Linked DNA regions of Mus musculus: region 2 is linked to region 1. The links are chromatin loops, found by intact Hi-C in ENCODE. Cell type or tissue: heart. All regions are shown on one strand.

What was found. Peaks named below come from ENCODE experiments on the same cell type or tissue, not always from the same donor. Only the 100,000 strongest peaks of a DNase experiment are listed, where the experiment ranks them.
Region 2: a loop joins it to region 1, with 2.2 times the contacts of the local background. A loop is called at or near these places in 4 of 42 quality-filtered maps.

Annotation. Positions count from the first base shown.
Region 1 is chr6:73,150,856-73,155,855 of GRCm38, forward strand. Dnah6 (dynein, axonemal, heavy chain 6) reads right to left here. Exons shown (of 77, transcript NM_001164669.1): 22 at 4,400-4,580; 23 at 1,814-1,910; 24 at 636-855. Among named protein-coding and RNA genes, the nearest start is that of Gm24533, 12 kb to the left of the region's middle. In heart, a CTCF peak has its summit at 3,022 (motif pointing left); a DNase peak (open chromatin) is centred at 3,026.
Region 2 is chr6:73,068,946-73,073,945 of GRCm38, forward strand. It overlaps Dnah6 (dynein, axonemal, heavy chain 6), which reads right to left. Exons shown (of 77, transcript NM_001164669.1): 56 at 4,430-4,555; 57 at 1,542-1,706; 58 at 463-530. Among named protein-coding and RNA genes, the nearest start is that of Gm20560, 60 kb to the left of the region's middle. In heart, no CTCF peak of the experiment used is centred here; a DNase peak (open chromatin) is centred at 1,926.

The sequences.
Region 1 (5,000 bases):
TTAATTCTCTTATTTTTTCCCTTCAGCACCAGCAATGATACATGCATGCATGTGTGCATCTATGTGTCTACGTAAATATGTATGTATGTATGTGTGTATACGTGTGTGTGTCCTCTGTGCTCTTCAGTCTGCCTATACTTGATTGTCTCAGTGGGTGTTCTCCATAGGCTGGCGCTACACAGCTCTAGAGGAGATGAAGTAACAAACTCTCACGCAGAGCTCATTAAGTCATTTACATACAACTGAAGGTCCCTGTCACCCTGCTAGTGATTCCATTTTGTGGAAGCCATTAGAGGATGATGAATTTTGATCCGGGTATCCTGGCAAAGGCCTGGCACGCTTGGCCAGCCACTGTTCCTCTTTGCAAAGCTGGCTAATCCTTGATTGCTTCTTGCCAGTTCACTCCCCAAACAGACCATCCATTGCAATTATCATGGTGACTTCTAGTCGCTGGACAATTTCTCCATTAGATTTCCGGCTCCTTGAGGGTGAGAGTTTTATCTCAGCTATCCTCAAAACTGCTGGGCTAGCAGAGTCTCTGGCAAGCGCAGGGTGAGAATGAGAGACCTGTACCCCGGGTCCCAGACATGTAATCATGTTCATCTACAGGGAACTATTAATCTAAAGCACCTTACCCGTTCCCCCTCAGGTGACAGCATTGCCAAGATGTCGTTGGTGAAGACCTTTTCTGGCTCAGTATCCATGCCGGGTATTTTCCCTTCTGTAGGAGGCATGAGGGCAAACTCGAGCTTTGAAATGGAGTCGAAGCATTTCCTTAGGTGAGGCTGCACGGCTTGCGGATTGCGTGTCTGGGCCAAAATCTCCAGGAGCTCATCATTTGACAAGAAGTAAAACCTGCCAAGGTAAAGGCACTTTAACATGAAGCCTGACTTGACCGATGCCCAGCCTTGGGTAGCCGTAAGAGACGAGGTGCTGCCAGGAGGACGCCCCGGGCCTCTAATCACACTTGTTTGGGGATCAGGAGCAGGCCACGTATCCCTAAAGAAGTTCTTGTAAAGGTTTTTAATGATGTATCTCAAACACCTAGGCCCAGTAGCTACAACAGAAAGGATTTTTCCAAGAATTATCAATAACAGTGGGTCTTGTTACAATGGTTTGCCTGCTGGTCTTCCTAGGCCTTGAGCCACACTAACCATTGAAGAGTTGATGGGCAGATGGGCACACTAACCATTGAAGATAGTTGCTGGGCCCTTAAAAGTGACAGAATATGATTCTGCAAACATACCATTTCCAACCGTACCGTGGCCATACTTAGAAATAAGGCATCTTTTATGTGTTTCTGTGTCATTTTAAGCAAAATGGGTAAAGAATGAGCTTGTCTGTACCTGACCACACTCAGGGTCACGTGATGCAAGTGTGCCTTAAAAATGCAATTGTTTCAGTCCTGGGTTTGTCTGAAACTCTAGATTTCCAAATCATGCCAACACTGCAAGGTGAGTTGCCAGGCTTCACAGGGACTCATGGTGAGAGGGGTGCAGACTCCAGGACCCCCCACTAAACACAGGGAATAGAAGAGTTAAGGCTGGAGACGCTGCAGAGCTGAGGATGTGGGAAGTGATGTTCTGTGGGTCCCCTGTACTCTCCAGGAGAGACAACTTTGCTCTCCTCCACTCCGAGTGTTATCAAAGCTCAGTATTTGCCCAACAGGTCTGAAGCAAGTCTGCAGGGATGGGAGCATGGGTATCCTCCTCTCCTGTCCAGGTCTCTGCTGTCTGAGGGTGTGATCTGCATCCCCATTCGATCTGCTCCCCAACAAGACATCTCAGGTTGCTGTTGTTGTCTTTTAACTTACCTTGGGAAGATAACTCTCTTTGACTCTAAATATGCCTCCAGACATTTCTGAATTTGGTCAAGTAATGCGTTATTGTTTTGAAAAGTCTCCAGAAGTCCTATATTAAAAAAAAAAAAGTTGGCCAAATTGTATTAAAATAGAGAATATGATTTCAAATGAAAGCAAAAGATATTAGCATTTTAAAAGTCTTTGTTTTGTTTGGTAGAATAGTGAATAATAAAATGGGAGTACTGTTAGAGAAGCTTAGTTTTTTTAAAAAAATTCTTCTTTTCATGTATGTGGTATGTATACATGTTTGCAGGAGCACATGTATATGTGTGTGGGTGTGTGTCTGCAGTTATGCACGTGTCTGTGTAGTCAAGGCCTGGCACTGATATGAAGACTCTTCCTTGATGGTTCCTTTACCCTTTTTTTGAGGCAGGGTCTCTCAGCCAAACCCAGAGTTCCCATCTTGACTCACTTAGCTCACTCTGGGTATTCCCTGTCTCTGCCTTCAGGTTTTATAATGCATCCAGGGATGGATGGCGTGTGAGCCACAACCATCACCCTGTATCTGAGCAGGTTCTGGGGGCCTGAACTCCAGCCTTCTTACTTGTGTGGCCATTACTTTAACTGCTAAACCATCTCCCAGCCCAAGAATTATTACACTTAGTTGATTGTAATCTTCTAATATTTACCTCGCTAGAACAGTGCTTTTAATTTAAAATAATTTTGGCAGGCATCCTCTGCTTTTAGGGGGCCGTGAGCCAGCGTCTAGAACATCCCTATTCTTTGCCACTCTCCTTTTATAAAATGTTAACTAATTTACTTATTTATCTTTAAATTTTCTGAGCATTGGTGTTTTGCCTGCATGTGTGTCTGTGTGAAGGTGTCAGATCTTGGAGTTATAGACAGTTGTGAGCTGCCATGTGGGTGCTAGGATTTGAACCCCATTCTTCTGGAAGAACAGTTAGTGCTTTTAACACTAACCCATTTCTCCAGCCCCTCCTTGTCAGCTTCTTATTGGCATGTTTTCTGTCATGGTTAAGTGCTAGGTGTGGTGATGGCTATTATTCTTCATTATTAAACTGGAACTCCTTAGGCAGTGGCCTTCATGACTCTTCATCTTTGTACCTTTGATACTGATCACATTGCCTGCTTTCCTACCTGCCCAAGACTCAAATCCCAGATCAGTGTCTTCTGAGACCCTATATAGTCAACAGCGCCATCTAGTGGCCAGCCACCTACTTACACACACTGGTCTTAGCCTTGTGTCCTAAGCAAGACTCAATCTCCAAGCACTCCACTCCAGCCCAGATGGGACTCCATCTGGCAACTTTCTAAGCATGTGTGTATCTTAGGGACCTCACATCATTCTTTATTCTTCCCTCTGCCATCAACAATTCTCCTTCTGAGCCACAGAAACTTTTACTCACTCTTTCCTGAAAGTTTCTGCTCAAAAGCCATTTTAATATATGTATGCATACAGACATGAATGCACATATACACACATACACACATACATACACACGCACATTCATGCACAGATATATGCATACACACATTTACACATGCACACATACATACACACACACACACACACACACACACACACGTGGGCACTACATGCATGCTTTTATGCATGCAAACACATACACACACACATACTAGCCCATAGACACTCCCTTATTCTACTTTAATATTTTCCATGGCTTTATCATCAGCTGGAATCAGATTTATTACAGGTGTATACTAATTTATTTGAAGTCTTTAAGGCCAGATGTATTTTGGAATCATATTCTTTTTTATTTCAAAAGACTATTTCCATTTATCAACTGATAAATTCTGTAAGAATCTCTGGGCAATGAACATAGCTCACAAAGTTGCCTTTTTGAGGCAGGGACGGTGTCTGAGACTATGGCCCATCAGAGTCACACGCTGCCATTAGCCATAGGACAAGCCAGCTGTCCAAGGCTTTGGTATAGAGTGTAAACCTCAGTGAGTATACACTGTTAAAACATTCCAACCCCGATGCTGTGGGAGGACATGACATCTCCAGTGGTGCAGCCACCAGCAAGACAGCCGCTATCCTGTAAACAACACTGAACTCGTCGGTTCACACACACAAAGACATGGGAGTGGGAGGGGACTGGAGGGGGATCAGCAGAAGTGGGATGAAGACCAGAGAGGGCAGTGGGGCTGAATATGAATATGATAAAATACATGACATGCATGCATGAAAGTGCCATAGTGTAACTCGTCATTATGTATAATTACTATATGCTAGGAAAAAATCTTTAAAACAATTTCGATCTGTTACTTGAATTGCAACAAGTGGAAATTATATATATATAATAGTGTAGTCCTGGCTATCCTGGAACTTGCTCTGTAGATCAGGCTGGTCATACAAAGATCTGTCTGCCTCTGTCTCCTGTGTGCTGGGATCAAGGGTGTGTCTGTCCACCACTGCCAGGTGCATAAGTGGTAATATTTTTAATTCGTTCTAGTGAACAAGCCGAAACTGGCCAGTGAGATCTTTAGAGGTGATGCACATGTCGGACAAGCAGGGAGCCTCCCTGTTCTACTTGTTTGCCTTGGGGTTTCTACCTGGCTGAGTCGCAGCCCGGAGCGCGTTAGGCAGCCGGTTGACCTTCCTCATGATTTCCTTCCATGACTTATCCACCTGAAGGAACATCTTGGCTTCTGCAGGCAGCTGCCTCTGAATGTCTGGGGCATTAAAGATGCTTTCTAGGTAGAGCCAGTTTCTCTGACAGTTCAGCCACTCTTCCTGGAGAAAAACATGGGACTGTCAACCTGGAGCTTCCAACTGGATAATCACTGGTTAGACTGGAGATTGTGGCTTTGGGAATTACTACATCTTTTCCTTGGGAGAGGCCCCATAAGTTCTTCGAAACAAAATTTCTTAAAAGAGCCCAAGATTCTGTCCAGCCTGACTCCATCCACCCTCTCTTTCCACTGAAGATGATTACGAGTCAGCTGTGTGGAAAGCCAGAGGGGTCCCATGACTCATGATTAAATGTGTAGAGGAAGCATTCTGTTGGGAGGCAAGATGATCTCCTGCAGAAGTTTGAAAGGCAGGTGGGCTACAGGTTCATGATGACTCCTAAACACATACAAGCCCAGCCTAGGACCACCCAGGGAGAGAGTCTTAGTGAGGAGTTATCCAGATTGCCATATCTTAGGAATA
Region 2 (5,000 bases), 82 kb before region 1:
GATATAAATATATAACATGATATACATAAAGGATGATAATAAAGCCTTCAGACATATGTTTATGTGTACACAGACATGGAATAAGTTCAATGAATACATTGTTAAAATAATACTACAGATAGTGTTTAGAGTTTGATTTCACATTTAAAAAAGACCTCCTGTTTAGCTGTGAATTTGATAAGGTCTGATATATATATGTATATATATGAGATTTATTATTTGCTTTCCTTTCTTTCCCAGCACCTTCAGGTTAAAATAACCTCCTGTAACTCCAGCTCCGAGGGGTCTGATGCCATCTTTTGCCTCTGAAGGTACTTGCACTCAAGTGCATGTACACAGAGACAGACATGCATACACAGGATTAAATATAAAAAATAAACCTCAAAACCCCCTTCTAAATAAAACATTAGGAAACCCATGACCACCACCGAGCTCCCCATGCATAGTCTCTGTTCCGGTTACCTTAGCAACTGATCCTCCAGACCCGATTTAGTTACAGTGAAATTGATGATGGTGACTTTAATGCACACCTGGAAGAGAAGCAGGAAGCACACGAAAGTCTAAGTATAGGCTGGTCCAACAAGGTGTTTGTGTTTAAATGTAAACAGGATTCCCTGTTATCCAGCGAGAGGCATCCCTAGTCTGACTATGCCCATGCCTAGGCACATATGCCAAGCATAGCATGGCTTTCAAAATTCAAACAGGACCTTCTCTGCTAGTAGGAGTGGTAATCTCCTCCCACTTTTCCTCCACCCAGGTTCCTACATGGTGGCCGAAGGCCAGGAAAAGGTTAGGAGCAGCACTTTAGAATCAAGAACTCGGGTTTGAATTCCAGCTGTGTCCTTCGGGGCTTTCCTGTTGGTCACGGGGCTTTCCTGTTGGTCAAGCCCTTTCATCTCTGTCAAGTTTTAGTTCCTGGTAGTTATTAAAGAATTCATAGGGTATCCGTGGGGACCAATCAAGGTAGTAAAATCTCTCAGTTATATGTAGTGATTATGATATACGTATGTATATTATATATGTACATATGTATATATATATATATATAAAATGATAACATAATGGCTTTGTTAACAAGAAGCTTTGTTTGTAATGAAATGAGCTTTATCTCTTTCATTTTGTTGTAACATTTTATGTGAAACTATGAGTATACTCTCAGAATATTCAGACTTCTCTTGAATAAATTAGTGGCAAGAAGGAGAAAGGCGGTACCTTCTGCCATGTCTAACGACACTTACAGGGACTCTAGCCAATGATTCTCTAAGTTCTCCCAGTCAACCGAGTTCTCCAATAGGCGACACTTTTATTTGGGAGTACAGACATGGACATTTGAACAGTGCTGTGAGATAGGTCATTGCTCTGAGAAGTGTCCCAGTGGGGCACGTGTGTTCTGTGAGTGGAAAGGAGGGTGGCAGAAGGAGAAAGGAAGAGCAGGAGAGGTCCTCAGATGATCCCTGAAGGTGGGAGCCCACCAAGCCTTAGAGACTCAGCACATATAGCTCAGCTGGGTGGAAAGTTCCAGACTAACAGCTCCTACGCACCTCAGGTAGGTAGTGAGGATTCGGCATTTTGGATGTCATGTAAAACCTGAAACTCTTGTCATAATCGATGTCCGAATCTCCGAGGTGGATGAGCAGTCTTCCGCCACTCATGAACGTCTGCTTTAAAAGGATGGGTTCCAGGGCTGGATCCAAGACTTCTCTGAGCTTAAAAAAATGGAAAAAATGCAAAAAAAAAAAAAAAAAAAAAAAAAAAAAGCAAGGAGTTGAAAATGACTGCCACCAACTTGTTATCTAGGGGCTCTGAATTTACTCTGAGTATGTACTTTCCTCCGTGATCATGTGTTTCCTAACGGGAAGGCAGGGTGTTTGTTTAGGATGATCTCACGTCCCTACGAGAACTAAGCTAGCAGAGCAAAGGTTGCTATGGAACCTGACTGCTGGGTGACCCCCTCCTCGGCTGTCTGCAGACAAGTAAGTCTGTGTGCCAAGTCATTGTTCTGAAGGTACCTCTTGATCTCAAAAAGACTGAACTTCTGCTTGTCCTTGTAGCCAAGTTGATAGTCTGCCTTGAGCTTTTTTAAGACTGTACACTTAATTGAGGAGCTCCCGGTTCAGCGAGAGACCCCGTTTCCTAAAACAAGGTGTGGATCGAAAGAGGAAGACATCCGAAGTCAACTTCTGACCTCTTCGTGCATCTACAACCTGTGGACTACCTCCTCCCTGGCCTCCACATGAAGCGCTGAGCAGACAAGATGGTTTTTTACAGTCATAAGTGGGTAGGAAAAGGGTCTGACAGAACCCCTGTAGCAAATGCACAGAGGATCTAAGAATGAGCACCACAATAATGACTTCACACCCTGGAGAGCAGGGAAGGCCCAGCTGCAGCATTCTGTCCCTGGCTGGAGGCCTGACTTCCAAGAGTCTTCTGCTCTTGCACGGGGCCACAACTCTATAGAAGGAACTTTGCCCTCTGCTGTGAAAGAGGAAGGTCCCTGGGACCTCTCGTGTCTCAAAGTAAACACAGGTTGAGAGCACAGTTGAAGCTAACATAACTGTGCCAAAGTCTTCCGGAGATTTCCCTCTGTGACATGACATAAAGCAGGGTCTGGGGAATCCTTCTAGAACCTTCTCTGTGCTGGCCAAAGCTTGGCTGCAGTGAGACCCTGGTGCGCAAGGTAGCTTGAGTGGGGAGGATTGTAACTCATTTTGGATTTTCTAAGCAGTCAAGACTGCGCAGATAGTTCAACTTCTTGATGTCTCAGTTTCTTCACTGGAAGAATGGGATAATAATAGTAGCTATCTATGAGTAATCAATCCATCTAACAGTAAGGTTGAAGTGAAGATTAATGAGTTAGGACACTGAGAACCAAATCGTGATTGTTTGGTTTCTACAAATGTTTGGGATGACATCATATTAATTATTGGTCCTTGTTACCATGAAAGGGCTGCAGCAGAGTTACCACAGGTCAGTGCTATTTCTGAGCATGCTTCGTGATGAATCAGAGATACTTCTACATAGGATTTAGATGGTCACACCTCATGCTTTTATTTATTCCTTATTCTCTTATAAAAATAGAATGGCAAATTAGAGAAGGCAAGTGTGCTCATTGGCAACATTCATGGTGCCCATGTCCCCTGGCTCAAGAGACCTTCTTGCTTGGTTGAGCTAAGACAGAAATCACAGCTTAAATTTCACACTCTCCAGGATCTATGCTGGTTAGTTTTTATTGTTAACTTGAGAAAACCTAGAATCATCTGAGAAGGAGGAGCCTCAGCTGAGGGCTTGCTAGATCAAAGGGGCCTGTGAGCATGTGGGAGGGGCCCAGCCACCCCTGGGTGGGTGATGCTGGGCTGTTCTAACAAAACTAAGTAGGAGTTGGTGAAGCAGCGTTCTTGTTGCTACCTGACCCTCCTCAGTGATGGACTGTGACTTGGAAATGTAAGTCAAACAAATCCTTTCCTCCCCAGGTTGCTTTTTGTGGTAGTGTCTTATTCTAGCCAGAGGATGTAACTTGACCAGTACTGTGTCCCTGCCCTTCCTATTGGCTGTCTCTGTACCCTGCTTATTCTTTCAAAGCTTTTGCTTGAAAGATCTCTTCCTCTCCATCACTTCCTTCCTTCCTTTGTTTACTTGTTTACAGTCTTTGTTCCCAGTGAGTTTGTGTGCTTTTGCTTATCTATACTCTTTGAAGTTTGTTCTTACATGTTTGTGGGATGAGTGAACGATGTAAGCAACATTAGTCTTTGAGTGATAAGTCTCACGGTAGAACATCTTATCTCAATAAGCCACTCCTCTGGGGTATGTGAGGGGAGCTCAGATGGCAGAGTGTTTGCCCAGCATGCCTAAAGACCCAAGTCCTAGTACTAGCACTGTAAAACCCAGCTTTGGTGACACATATCTGTAATCCCAGAATTTAGGAGGTAGAGGGAGGTGGATCAAGAGTTCGAGGTAACTTTGGGCTACATAGTAAGTTTGAGACTGTATATACGAGACTTGTCTAAAAAAAAGGTTCATTTTTAATATTGATCTCTTTAATCTGACCATATGCCCAAGTAGAAATAATGAGTACGTCTACCAGAATAGTTCGTGTTTCATTATTCGTATATGACACGTGTGTAGACAGGGGTTCCTGCTATCATTACTGCTTTGAATTTCTCGTCCTTTAAGGCCCGCAGCGAGGCTTGGGAATGAGGAGCATGGTAAGTAAAGACTCTTAGCTCCAAAACAGTGGGGTGAAAAATTCTTTCAGCCAACAGGTCCCAGCTCATCTGAGAGTTTACCACTCAGGTAGCCACTGTTTTGACCCATTTGAATATGGACTTGAATGGTGTCCTTCACATGTGCAGGTGTGGTCTAGTGACCTGTACAGCATTCCAGCCATCTGACAGTTCGGGATTAACATGAAATGGCAAAGTAAAAATCGAACCTCTTCCAGTAAGACAGGTAAACCCAGTCGGATGGAATTTTCCAGTATTCGTAAGAAATTGGTGTCTGTAAGCTTAATGACCTTTAACCCACTCTTGCTTTCCTTGTTTCTTATCCATCGATTGGCCTGTGTGAGAAAGCACAGAGAAGGTCAAATGTCAGGAACGTGCAAGTGTCTTGAATCAAGTTTAGAGATGTTCAGTCTAGAACTAAATTGGAGATGTAAAAAAACAAACCCCATCTCAAACAAAGCAAACAAACAAAAAAATCCTCTCCCCAAGAAAAAACTTTTAAATCCAATGTTTAAGATTCCACTTTTTGACCAAATTTAAAACAAAGAAAGAAAAGAGCCACCCAGGAAAAGCCCAGGTTGTTTGCAGTTTGGTAATTTAAATTTGTTTGGCCCACAGGAAGTGGCACCGTTAGGAAGTGTGGCCTTGTTGGAGGAAGTGTACCACTGTGAGGGTGGCCTTTGAGGTCCTATGCTCACACTCCACCCAGGATGGAAGAGAGACCCTCTTCCTGGCTGCCTGCAAAAGACTGTCTTCTCCTGGTTGCCTTAGGATCAAGTT